Linked DNA regions of Homo sapiens: region 1 is linked to region 2. Evidence: chromatin contacts called from ENCODE Hi-C or POLR2A ChIA-PET data. All regions are on one chromosome and are shown on one strand. The core of a region is the stretch at or near the end of the contact, and the rest is flanking DNA. Distances in the headings are between cores, read along the strand shown. Region 1 has its middle 31 kb from the start of FRY-AS1. Region 2 has its middle 100 kb from the start of FRY-AS1.

Evidence for each region. A loop is a pair of places that touch in the nucleus more often than their neighbours do. ChIA-PET counts read pairs that join two places held with the same protein, here RNA polymerase II (POLR2A). Pooled maps may share reads with other maps.
Region 1: a loop to region 2 is called in a map of PC-9, with 2.5 times the contacts of the local background. The contact joins two enhancer-like sites. A Hi-C loop is called at or near these places in 3 of 168 maps with a recorded cell type or tissue (Caco-2, PC-9 and heart left ventricle) and 3 of 50 pooled maps. POLR2A ChIA-PET finds 5 or more read pairs at or near these places in 4 of 52 experiments (A673, BJ, PC-9 and 1 more).

What each region holds. Positions count from the first base shown.
Region 1 is chr13:31,997,696-32,004,328 of GRCh38, reverse strand. No RefSeq gene overlaps it. Among named protein-coding and RNA genes, the nearest start is that of FRY-AS1, 31 kb to the left of the region's middle. Within about 2 kb of position 2,873, at least 3 of the 41 ENCODE cell types and tissues checked have a DNase peak (open chromatin) inside an H3K27ac peak, as active enhancers do.
Region 2 is chr13:31,926,808-31,934,238 of GRCh38, reverse strand. It overlaps the pseudogene EEF1DP3. Among named protein-coding and RNA genes, the nearest start is that of FRY-AS1, 100 kb to the left of the region's middle. Within about 2 kb of position 3,123, at least 2 of the 41 ENCODE cell types and tissues checked have a DNase peak (open chromatin) inside an H3K27ac peak, as active enhancers do.

The DNA.
Region 1 (6,633 bases), core at 1,624-4,123, 70 kb before region 2:
TGGGCAGGAGAAGGCAGATATCAAGGTGAAGGTTCATCTCGTACAAGTGAAGGGCCAATGACTACCCTTTCAGAGTGCTAGCCTGTGACATGCTCCCATCATACCGTCAAAGGCACATGGGGGCTCCAGGCACAAACTCAGGTGAGCACACGCTTCCTGAGAGGTATAGTAGTGAGAGGCACCAGAGTACAGGGCCTGGAGCCTGGACCCCAGGTGGGAATCCTGCTAGGCTACAGCCTTGCCATGTGACTGGGAAGGTTACTGCACCCTCTGAGCCTCAACTTTCTCTTTTTTTTACTTTTATTTTAGGTTCGGGGGTACACGTGGAGGTTTGTTATACAGGTAAACTCATGTCACGAGGGTTTGTTGTACGGATTATTTCATCACCCAGGAATTAAGCCCAGTACCCAGTAGTTATATTTTCTGCTCCTCTCCCTCCTCCCACCCTCTGCCGTCAAGTAGACACCAGTGTCTGTAGTTTCCTTCTTTGTGTTCATAAATTCTCATCATTAGCTCCTGCTTATAAGTAAGAAAATACAGTATTTGGTTTTCTGTTCCTGCGTTAGTTTGCTGAGAATAAGAGCCTCCAGCTCCATCCATGTTCCCATGAAAGACATGATCTCAGTTTTTTTATGGCTGCACAGTATTCCATGGAGTATATGAAATACTATGCATTTTCTTTTATCTTCATCATTTTCTTGTCTTTTCATCTTTATCATTCTCTTTATCCCATCTGTCATTGATGGGCATTTAGGTTGATTCCATGTCTTTGCTATGTGAATAGTGCTGCAGTGAACATGCGTGTGCATGTGTCCTTATGGCAGAATGATTTATATTCCTCTGGGTATATACCCAGTCATGGGATTGTTGGGTTGAATGGTAGTTCTGCTTTTAGCTCTTTGAGGATTGCCATACTGCTTTCCAGGGGCTCACCTTTCTATAAAGTGGGGTATAGCAATAATATCTATGTCAGTGGGTCAATGTCGTGGTTATAAAGCACACAGTAAAAACTCAAAAATGCCAAAGATTACTGTTATACCTTTGCAAGTACCAGAAAGCTCTTTCATTACCAAATTTATTTCTAATATAAAAAATAAAATGACTCAGGCCTGTCATGGCTGAGCAGAAACAAGGATTTCTGGGGAAATGGTCTGATTATAAATTAGATTAAGAAGGGACAGGTGCATGCACAGATGATGGGGTTTTACACTACTTTATGCATTTACGTTCTGGACACAGGCCGAGAGTTACTGGCAAAGGGAAATCAGTGTTTGCTCAAGGAACAAGTCTCTACCATAGAGCAAGCCAGCAGAGAGAAAGGCCTGGGGTCTGAGGGGTAGTCACAGATCCTGGCTTCTCTTGCATCACTGAGGCATGCCTGCAACGGACATCTTCCTCAGCCCTTGACACATTGATTTAGTGAATGCATTAGATACTTGGGCAGATTTAAACAAACAAAAAAAATTTTCTGCTATTTCTTCATATTCTAATGCCCTTTTTGAGATCCCAGCTTCTGAGAATAACTCTCAAGACCAACTTTCTCATAAACCGTGGTTAAAAAAAATCATTTCACTTATAATTTACCTTTTGCATTTTTTGTGTGTTCTTAAAAAAAATCTGAAACATCCCATCTAACATTACGTTGTTGAAACTTTGGTGATTTCTGTATAGAGATTATATGAGTTAAAAAATAAACTTTTAAAGTTTAAAAAAGTTTAAATAAAAATAAACTTTTAAACTTGTGTAGTCCATATTTTCTTCAGTGGCATTGGTTATAAGGCTATTGGCAGTTACTTCTACAGAATTTAGGTAATTAGAGTCTAGTGCTAAAAAAGTACACATGTGGCCGGGCCCAGTGGCTCACACCTGTAATCCCAGCACTTTGGGAAATCGAGGTGGGCAGATCACTTGAGGTCAGGAGTTCAAGACCAGCCTGACCAACATGGTGAAACCCCATCTCTACTAAAAATACAAAAATGAGCCAGGTGTGGTGGTGGGCGCCTGTAATCCCAGCTACTTAGGAGGCTGAGGCATGAGAATCACTTGAACCTGGGAGGCGGAGGTTGCAGTGAGCCGAGATTGCACCATTGCACTCCAGCCTGGGCGACAGAGTAAGACTCTGTCTCAAAAAAGAAAAAAAAAAAAGCACACATGAACATGTATTCCCTCACATTGGAGCTCACTTCACCACCACAGATAATAAGCATAAATTTAGAGTTGTCTCTTTTAAGTCTGTGTCCTACATCCTGCAGGAGAGCTCTCTATGGCAAGGGTTGTCTTTTGCAAGTCATTTATATTCTAGTAGCACCAGCGGTAGTTCTGCACTCAAACCTCCTGCAGTGGCTCTTCCCCCTCATGCCAAGTTCATGACTGTATCTAGAGTTCATGTGTTTGCCCCAGTGAGGAACACTAGCCATGGTCCAGGTCCTGAGAGCCAAGCCTCACAGAATCCTTGGCAACAAAGAATTCCACCACTACCCCTTGGACCCTAAAAGTGGCTGTGATGTCAATGTCAGCATTTTGGTTTTCTCTTTGGCTCATGCCATCCACCCCAGTTCTCGAGGGCACCAAAATACACTGCTGAGGCTGGCAGGGCAAGCAAGCACTTCACTTCCCAGCCAGAACAACCAGGCCATGGGAGGTGACAAAACCATCACAGGCCCCTGTCACCACCACCTGCCTACACTGATGATAAGCCCCTTCCAAAGCTAATCGGTTGCTCACTCTTTTGGAAGAGTTGAATTCCTCCAGATTGCTCCAGGCTTGCAAATCTCCCAGGGGTTGTACAATGCACAGGTCTCAAGTCCCAAGCAGCTCCCAGCCTCAGGGAGCTTTATTTTCTCTCCAGCTGGGTAGGTGACACCTAGTGGTAGCAATTAATAAAACTCCCCAAAGGAGAGGATGTTTGAGGTCACTGACCAGTGGTGGAGGTGAATTTCAAACTCCAGTTCTATGAATCTGTGCTCATTCCAGCCCTTCACTCTGTCTATAAGAGATATGATCCCTAAAGGGCTTTATATTTGCAATGCATTTTCTTATACATGATATTCTAGGCATCTAACAATAATCCTAAGAGGTGACAGTTATTACACAATAACATTATTGTGTAATATTGTGTAATAACATATTATGAAAAAATCTCCTTGATTCTTTCACTTTCTCTCTTTTTTTTTTTTGAGACCCTGTCTCTTCTTTTTTTTTTTTTTTTATTGATCATTCTTGGGTGTTTCTCGCAGAGGGGGATTTGGCAGGGTCATAGGACAATAGTGGAGGGAAGGTCAGCAGATTAACAAGTGAACAAAGGTCTCTGGTTTTCCTAGGCAGAGGACCCTGCGGCCTTCCGCAGTGTTTGTGTCCCTGGGTACTTGAGATTAGGGAGTGGTGATGACTCTTAACGAGCATGCTGCCTTCAAGCATCTGTTTAACAAAGCACATCTTGCACCGCCCTTAATCCGTTTAACCCTGAGTGGACACAGCACATGTTTCAGAGAGCACAGGGTTGGGGGTAAGGCCACAGATCAACAGGATCCCAAGGCAGAAGAATTTTTCTTAGTACAGAACAAAACGAAAAGTTTCCCATGTCTACTTCTTTCTACACAGACAGGGCAACCATCCGATTTCTCAATCTTTTCCCCACCTTTCCCCCCTTTCTATTCCACAAAACCGCCATTGCCATCCTGGCCCGTTCTCAATGAGCTGTTGGGTACACCTCCCAGACGGGGTGGTGGCCGGGCAGAGGGGCTCCTCACTTCCCAGAAGGGGTGGCCGGGCAGAGGCGCCCCTCACCTCCCGGACGGGGCGGCTGGCCGGGCGGGAGGCTGACCCCCCCACCTCCCTCCCGGACCGGGCGGCTGGCCGGGCGGGGGGCTGACCCCCCCACCTCCCTCCCGGACCGGGCGGCTGGCCGGGCGGGGGGCTGACCCCCCCACCTCCCTCCCGGACGGGGTGGCTGCTGGGCGGAGACGCTCCTCACTTCCCAGACGGGGTGGCTGCCGGGCGGAGAGGCTCCTCACTTCCCAGTAGGGGCGGCCGGGCAGAGGCGCCCCTCGCCTCCCGGATGGGGCGGCTGGCCGGGCGGGGGGCTGACCCCCCCACCTCCCTCCCGAACGGGGTGGCTGCCGGGCGGAGGGGCTCCTCACTTCTCAGACGGGGCGGTTGCCAGGCAGAGGGTCTCCTCACTTCTCAGACGGGGCGGCCGGGCAGAGACGCTCTTCACCTCCCAGATGGGGTCGAGGCCGGGCAGAGGCGCTCCTCACATCCCAGACGGGGCGGCGGGGCAGAGGCGCTCCCCACATCTCAGACGATGATGGGCGGCCGGGCAGAGACGCTCCTCACTTCCTAGATGTGATGGCGGCCGGGAAGAGGCGCTCCTCACTTCCTAGATGGGATGGCGGCCGTGCAGAGATGCTCCTCACTTCCCAGACGGGGTGGCGGCTGGGCAGAGGCTGCAATCTCGGCACTTTGGGAGGCCGAGGCAGGCGGCTGGGAGGTGGAGGTTGTAGCGAGCCGAGATCACGCCACTGCACTCCAGCCTGGGCACCATTGAGCACTGAGTGAACCAGACTCCGTCTGCAATCCCAGCACCTCGGGAGGCCGAGGCTGGCGGATCACTTGTGGTTAGGAGCTGGAGACCAGCCCGGCCAACACAGCGAAACCCCATCTCCACCAAAAAAATACGAAAACCAGTCAGGCGTGGCGGCACGCGCCTGTAATCGCAGGCACTCAGCAGGCTGAGGCAGGAGAATCAGGCAGGGAGGTTGCAGTGAGCCGAGATGGCAGCAGTACAGTCCAGCTTCGGCTCGGCATCAGAGGGAGACTGGGGAGAGGGAGACTGGAGAGGGAGAGGGAGACGGGAGAGGGGGAGGGGGAGGAGGAGGGGGAGGGGGAGGGGGAGAGGGAGAGGGAGAGGGACTTTCTCTTGATAAGAAATGATGCAGTAGGCAGAAATTATAAAGCTGCTCCCCAAACATGTCCTGCTCTAATCCCTGGAATATGATGAAATATCATCCCAGGATCATTTTAGACAGCAGAAATGATCTTAAAATACGGAGAGTGTCCAGGTGGGTGTCATCTAATCACATAAGCCCTTAAAGGTAGAGAGCTTTCTCTGGTTGGTGGCAGAAGAAGGAAACAGAGGGACCTGAAGCATTAGGGTCACTGCTGGCTTAAAGGTGGAGGGGCCACATGGAAGAAAGGCAGGCAGCCCCAGGAGCTGTCCTATGACTGAATATTTGTGTCCCTCCTCTCCTAATTTATATGTTGAAACCCTAACCTCCAATGTGATGATATTGTCAGATGGAGCCTTTGGGAGGCAATTAGGGTAGGATGAGGTCATGAGTTTGGGATACTGGTTTGGTGGGATTAGTTCCCTTAGAAGAGATACCAGACAGCTCTCTTGCTCCCCCAACCCCTCCAATGTGAGGACACAGCCAGAAGGCATCTATAAGCCAGAAGAGCATCCTCATGATAATGTGACCATGCAGGCACCTTGATCATAGACTTCCAGTCTCCAGAACTGTGAAAAAATAAATGCCTGTTGTTTAAACCAGCCTGTGGTATTTTGTTATGGCACTTGAGCACACTAAGACAAGCTGACAGCCAACAAAGAAAGAGGGACCTCAGTCCCACAACTGTAAGGATATGGATTCCTCCAACACCCTGAAAGAGTCTGGAAATGGATTCTTCCCCGTAGCCTCCAGGTAAAAGCCCATCTGGATCAAAACCTTCATTTTGGCCTTGTGGGACCTTGAGCAGAGGATCAAGTTTTAACCCATGCCTGGGTTCCTGATCCAAAGAAAACTGAGATAACAAGTGGATGTTGTTTTAAGTGGCTAAATTAGTGGTGATTTGTCACCAATAATAGAAAACGAAAGCCCCAGAATCAGGACTCCATCCTTTCAAACACACGCGCATACGCGCACGCACACACACACAGGCACACACCCCATCCTATCCTGGTACTAAAGGGCTACTCTGAGCTAGTTATCACATTTCCCTCCTTTCTGGTTATTCCAGTGGCCACTCACCTACTTCCTGCTCTCATTATCTTTATCTGCATTCTTATCTGGCTTCCCTCCTTCAGTCTCCCCACCCTTTTCTCTAATCCTAGGCAATGCTGCCAGATTCCATTTCTTAACATAGTTCCAAACACCATTCTCTGGAACAGTGCTGCTAAGAATAAAGTTTTCACCAGTCCAGGGTATTAAGAAAAATAAAATAAAATAAGGAAAATGCTGTGAGTTTATATAAATATTATATTTATATATAAATATATATATGTAAAGCTAAATATTTTACATTTGAAGAACTTTTTTTCTAACTTTCCATGGTAAGATGATCTTTTTCTATGAAATGACAATTATGGTTGTAGTAGGCTGCAGCACAAATGGTCACAAATTTGTTCCTGTTTGTGTGTCCCTTTGCAATGTGACGTAGTAGCTCCTTTTGTCAAGAGGAGGAATCTATTTATTTACCTATTGAATCTAGGCTAGCCTGTGTTACTTGCTTTGACAATGCAACATTAGCAAAGGTGAGGTAAGGACTTGAAAAGGGCTTGTGCCCTGAAATTTTCTCTCTTGCCACTGGGAACCCTTGACCATTATGTGAACAAGCCCTGGTTGGCCTCTTGAGATC
Region 2 (7,431 bases), core at 1,874-4,373:
CCAGGCTGGAGTGCAGTGGCATGATCTCAACTCACTGCAACCTCCCTCCTGAGTTCAAGCGATTCTCCTGCCTCAGCCTCCCGAGTAGCTGGGATTACAGGTGCAAACCGCCACACCCGGTTAATTTTTGTATTTTTAGTAAGATGGGGTTTCACCACGTTGGCCAGGCTGGTCTCAAACTCCTTGCCTCGGTTGATCTGCCCGCCTTGGCCTCCCAAAGTGCTGGGATTACAGGCATGAGCCACCACTCTCAGCCAACCCATCATCTTCAAATAGCAGATTTGTGAACATCCAAGTCTCAGAGGTGTACCCAGGTGAGAAACATCTATAAAATTCTGCAAACAACTGTCCTGTCTTGGAGACTGACCATGCGAGGAAGCATGTCGAAGGCTCTTGAATTTTGCAGCAAAGAAGCAACCCTGTTTACCTTTGTTTGTTCAACCATCATTTTCCAAACTTAGTTGAATATAGAACTTTCTTTCCCCTTTTGTCTACATAATAACTATTAGTATTCTTTAGCCTTCATGTTCTGCAGAACACACTTTGGGAAGTTCTACTTTAACACAAAACTGTTTCCCTAATGGCCATGTGAGCCTTGTGGTAGGCCATGAGAGGAGAAACTAGAACAAGCTTTATGATGCGCCTTAAATTCCTGCACATCACGCTCCGTGGGCCCCCTTTCCCTGCACATAGAATAGGTCTTCATGCTACGTAACCAACGCATATGGACCACTTTTATATGCTAAAGAAGGTGGGCTAATCTCAAATAACTTATATGAGACTCAGGAGTCTGATATAAGCTAAATGAATTGTCTTTATAATTGCAATTTATACAGGCAAATAAAGAAATAAATTTTCACTCTTCTGGCATATGCCAACTGTTGGAAGAGGGCAAATGAAGTCAAAATATAGTTTACATTTTTCTACAGGTTGTCCTCAAACTAGACAGAAAACAACCAAAAGTTAACAATGTTCTCACTAAATCAGTAATTACTGTGTTCTACACAAACCTGTATTTTTCGGGTTGTTGAACAAGTTTCTCCACAAAGGATCAACTATCACACCACCTTGATGAAATGCTATCCTATTAGGGAGGTCAGTTTTTTCCATGATTGCTTATGGTTTTATTTTGGTCTTTATGAAGATGAGGTTTGACTAGCAATTTGATAAAACTATTTTTGTGGCTTTCCATTTTCCACAATAATTCCTCTAAAATTCTCAAAAGAATACCTCAGCTTAAGCTTCCATGTCTTTGCTTTCATCCGACCTTTATTTTCTACCTAGTAGTTATTGGAAAGGCCAGGTATTTAACTGTGGTTTATCTAAACTCCCTTTTCTAAGTCAAGATATAGTTCTTAAGAAGTTTATGGTAACACGACACTTAAAAGTTCTGTTAAATTTAAGAACTTTGGAAAAACTAGCATGGAATTCTCCATGTAATTCATACTTGAAACAAAAATATAATATTTACCAACTGTGACAAATGTTTCTTCTTCTGCCATTCCAGGATAGGAATCATAACAAAATTATTTAAATCACTTAATAAGGGAGTTCCATGTATTATTTGGAGGGTAACACACATACACACACATACACACACATCACACTATACAGATATACATATGAAGCTTCTTTTCTCTAGAAAATATCTACAATATGCTGGGAGTGGTGGCTCATGCCTGTAATCCCAACACTTTCGGAGGCCAAGATGGGAGAATAGAATAGCTTGAGTCCAGGAGTTTGAGACCAGCCTGGACAAGATGGTAAGACCCCGTTTCTACAAATAAAAAATCAGCCAGGCATCGCAGTGCATGCCTGTGGTTCCAGCTGCCCAGGAGGCTGAGGTAGGAGGATCCGTTGAGCACCACTGGTCGAGGCTTCAGTGAGCTATGATCGCGCCACTGTACTCCAGCCTGGGCAACAGAGTGAGACCCTGTCTCAAAATAAATACATAAATTGGAAAATCTCTACAATTTAACTTCTACTTTAAAATATCAAAAAGACTTTAGTGAATGCCCAGCTCTAAAAAGAAGCAATATACTGTACAGTTTCGTACTTCCTAGGGGGAAGAAAACAGCTGGGCAAACACACTAACAACGCTGTTAGAGTTGTGGGGCAGGGGTATATTAAAGTGACTTCATTAGATACCAGAAGATACAAGGGGCGCTGACTTCTTGTGAACATTCTTTCTTTCCTCAGACCAAACAAGTCAGTCATCTGAATCTTTTTTTTTTCATATCCTGTAGCTGTCAAACACTCTTCCTTGACATGAATCCAAAGCTGTAATTTTCTACATGAACCACTCGTTTTTCGGAGGAGGTGTGTGATTTTTGGTTTATGTTTTGTCTACATTCCTTGCAAACGCCCCTTCTGATGCAATGTTTCACAAAATACTTATTATACTGATCCCTAGTGGAGGAGGGAACAGTACACACACACACACACATAAACACACATACATACACGTGTGTGTATATCTATATCTATATCCATGTCTAAGCAGCTTTGGATTTTTAAACAGGTATTGTTAATTGATGGATAAATTTAATCAACCTCTGGGTCTCCATTCACAAGTACTGGCTGTGAGTTCCTCAAATATATATATAATTCTCAAATCTACTTTACTGCCTCAAATTTGGGCTCCTACATCCAACTCCCTGACATTTCCATCTGGATACTCAGGATCATCCAAAACTCAACATAACCAGGATTGAAATCATCATGATCTCTAAACTGCTCCCTGTCCTGCATTTTCGTGGCCAAACAAGTTTCTAACTTGGGAAATCCTTCTAAATTTCTCCCTCTCATCACCACTATACGCAATTACTGCTAACTAGGTGCTGCCAATTTTACCTCCTAGAATTCAGGACTTCCTCTATTCCTACCACCCTTGTCCTAATGCAGGTCTCCAATAACCTTGCCAGGATTCTGCAACAGCTTCCTCTCTGCCTCTAGTGCTCTCCCTCCCAAATATATCCTAAATTTGGTGCCAAATGGCTCCATCTAAAAGGCAAGTGGTGAGTTCATGCTCCAGTTTAAATTGTTTCTAAGGCTCCCTATGGGCTACAGGTACAAATGCAATGTTAGCTCTATTTCCATATCTTGGTATGACTAAGCATTTCCTCTGTGACTGCCAGTTTACCTTTTTACAGTCATCTCTGTTCAGCAACTCAATTGCATGCAGTTAATACCCAAACACTGCCCACCCCCAGTTGTTTCTCAGTCTGTGCCTGAGTTCACGTTGCCACCTCCTCCTGGAATCCTTTGCTAACACTCTGCTCACTCCTTAATTCCCTTCCCTCACTTTCTGCACTGCATAATCCCCTCCCAATTTCTCAAGCTCCATTAAGAAACCATTTTGGCTCTCTGCAGCTGAGTCCGTTGCCATTCTGTGCTCCTACCTCACTCTATACAACTATCTGCCACTATTTTTTAATTATCTGCTTCCATGTCAGTCTCCCTTGCTGGGATGTAACTCTTTTCTTCTTCATCTTTGTATATGTAGTGCCTGGCATACAATAAATGCTCAGTAAATGTCTGTTAGACTGTGGAACTGGAGCCACATCCTCCTGAGTTGCTGGGGCTGCCTATGCCTTGCCAGGTGCATGTGCATTCTTGCAGAAGGCACCCAGGGCTAAGAGTAAGCTGGATACAAGGAGAATTGTGTCTTCTGACCCCTCGCAAGCTCTAAAAACAATCTGGGACTTTAGAAGTTATATTTTCATGCACTTAACCAAACACAAATACCTAACTAGTTGATATCAGCAGAAGAAAGGAAGTTTAGAGAAAGAAAAATAGTAAGAGTTCAGGACCAAATGAAATATTCAGGTAAAAGGCTGATATGGAAAGATAAGGCTGGAATACTTGACCCTAACCTTGTAAGGCTGATTTTCATGATGCACAAATGGCTTGTGACTCTCAACAACTGCTTTGGTTATCTTTCAAAATGAGAGAGTGCAAAAACAAAATAATGAAGAAGTAATTGTTCTTCTTGTTAATTATACAAAAAAGGGGAAGAAAGGGAAGCAGATTCCAGTACCATTTCATTCAACTGACATTTCTAGAGTCTAGATGATAAAAATAGATTTGGACAATGACAACAGGCCCATTCCAAGGCAAAAGGCAGGATTGAGGAAGGGACAGGCTTTAATTACAGCAAGAGGAAGAGGGCAAGCAGGCAGGTGGAATTGTGGGAGCCAAGGCTCTACTGTGTGCCACAGTGAATTGTGCCTCCCTGTGAACCCCATTTCCCTTCTATGAGCGCTTGCCCCTAACACACAACCAGGGCACATGGAAGTACAAGCAGGATATCCACTAAGGCTGGGCAGTTGCTACTGGGCTCTTTCATGTATCAGAAATATAACTCCAAGGTTGGGAGGTAGGAATAAAAAACTGGGCAGAGTTTCTGAGCTCTAGGAATTTATAATTGAATGAACAAAGGACAATAATGCTATCTGGCCAAATTAATTGTCTGGCTACCATAAAGAACAGACAGAGAATACCTTGACTAAGAAATGGGTGGGGGATGGAAAGGAAGAGAGATGAAATTTCTACCATGTGTTTCATGAATAGTTTAAATAGAGAAATGAATATAAGTAAAAAATTAGTGAACATAATTTGTGCCAACAAGTGATTCCTTGTTTGTACTGAATTTCGTAAATGCAGCTGACTGTACTGTCTGCTCTCAAGTTCAAAGGGTTATTTATGTGCCATTCTGCAGGCAGGATAAAATGCAATACTTTAGAAGCCAAATTAAGAACATTTACTTAAGATTATGTACTACTTATATAGCTTCTAAAACGCTACAAAATTTAAAAGCTATAGAAAATTAAAATAAAGCTATAAAATGTACATCAGTTTTCAGGAGGAAAAGAGTAGAAATGAATATACCCAGACTTTGTAAGATAAATTGCTGGGTGCCGATGTGTTTTAGCATCATTTTTGTCTAATCAGTAACAAATCAATTTATGGTATGACTAGAAGGAAGAACTGAAAAGCAGCTGCATTTTTACATGGGAGTCAGCCCTGTGAGGAAGAAACAGCCCAGGGAGTCCCTATTGCTGGAATCCCACAATAGGTTAGTCAGATGCCTCAGAGTTGTTTTTAAGATTAAATAAGATATCCTGCAGAAAGTGCAGCTCAAATTGCCTTGGGACTTAATACTTGTTAAGTAAAAGCAATTTCTTATTCCCTACCCTTTTACTTTCTAATAGTAAATCAAACTACACAGAATAGCCCTGGAACAAAAAATTCACTATGTATGGTGAGTCAAGGAATGGCTACTTTTTAAAGGTCTTATAGAGTTGTTATTTGGCCTCTCAAAGAATGTCTATGTAATACTGTGATAAAAATGAAAATTAATAAGAGATAATAAGCTGCAAAGCGTATTTTAATCTTCTGGGAAACAGCTGGCATCACACTGCATGAAAGTAAACAAGGCATTATCTTAAACCTTAAAACATTTACCGTCTAGTATTAAATTGCTTTTGTCTATCAGGCAGAGGAAAGAATATATACCTTGAAATCAGAAGATCTGGGTTTAATTCCAGATTCTGACATTTATTAGCTGTGTAATCTAGGGTAAGTTACTTAACCTCTCTGAGCTTCTTTGTTTTCATCTTTAAAGTAAGAGTGATAACATTGGCCATGCGCGGTGGCTCATGCCTGTAATCCCAGCACTTTGGGAGGCCGAGGCAGGCGGATCACGAGGTCAGGAGATCGAGACCATCCTGGCTAACACAGTGAAACCCCGTCTCTACTAAAAGTACAAAAAAAATTAGCCGGGTGTGGTGGCGGGTGCCTGTAGTCCCAGCTGCTCAGGAGGCTGAGGCGGGAGAATGGCATGAAGCCGGGAGGCAGAGCTTGCAGTGAGCCGAGATCGCGCCACTGCACTCTGTCCTGGGCGAAAGAGCGAGACTCCAACTCAAAAAAAAAAAAAAAAAAAAAAAAAAAAAAAAAAAAAAGAGTGATAACATCAACTATACAGGAAGCGGTTAGGGAGGAGTAAACAAAATAATTCTTGTGAAAGTCCCTGGGCACAGGGCTTCACACAGAGCTGGCCCTTAATAATCATTGGTTCACTCTGAATTTTTGTGAGCTGCATGGAATTTTACTGGTAACTCCAGGTGATAAGAGTAAACACTTATTTTCATGCAATGCATAAAAATAGAAGTAAAAACATATCTTGAGCATTATTCTATACAAAATGTAGACAGCCCAGACAAAACAGACACTTAAAAAAGGGGTAAAATTATTCCCATTATCAAACATTCCTCATTGTACAGAAAGATGTTTCACCACAAGGTTCCCTTGGGTTTCGGGCTCTTGCACTGTGTGTCTATGTGTGTGTGTGTGCACATGCACGTATGCATACATTTGTATGTACATGTGTACACATTCACATCCATCTTTTCATACCTTCTTGATGTAGCAGATCACCAATAAGTGGTGTTAAATTAAACTTTTTATTTAACCATCACAACCCTTAATAAGTAGAAAGGAAGAAAAACCTCATTTTTGAATCCATGTCTACATTACTCCTTTGTTCACTGCCCGCCCACTTCACCTTTTCACTAATTCAAGCCAGGGCAAGAAAGGAGAAACGCAGGTCACGCTCTTGCAGGCAGGCTGTGCTGCACTCACTCCATTTATTCTTCTCCTCTCCCTGCTCCCACTGCTCAGCTTATTGGCCTTGCTCCGAGAACTCTAATTCAAGGAGGTGGCAATCCTTCCCCTAAGTGGCTCTGGGGTGAAAATGCAATCAGGTCATGATGGAACAATGGCATGTGGGTTGGAGGGGCGTGGTTCTCACTGGAAGCACGAGTGGGAAAAATGAGGTCCTCTCCCTGGGAACTCTGGCTTAGAGCTGGGCAGCTGAAGTAAGGTGCTGCCCCTTTAAGACAGATGCCCTGAACCCTACCTGAATCAATAGAAGGCTTATTTATTCACCTTGTGTCAACACAAAGTAACCTCTGTTCCAGAGAAATATAAAAAAATAATAATCTGCTCTAAAAGCACTTAGCTGGTTACTTTATGTCCTAGCCACTCCAGGAGTTTCCCAGACTATAACGGCATTCCCACTAGAAATGGTCTCCTTTTACTTCATTCTTGTGTTTTTTTTGGTTAAGAAGCCAGCAGGAGCGGTGTAGTGAAAAAGGAGGGCCAGGAAAATTGTCTGGTCTTTACTTTGGTTCTGCAACTAGTTAGCTGTGAAACAAGCCTTTTAACCTGTTTGCATTTTGAATGTGGAAAACAAGAGGTTTGCGTTATATGATTTTGACAATTCCCTCCAGTCCTCAAACCTTTGTGATTCTATGGGACACAACGCAAAATTTTGAAGCTAAGATTTCTGTTATTAAATTAGAACAAATTAAAATAAGCGAATTAAATATATGATTTAAGATGACACGGAAATAACGTTAAGTCCAAAGA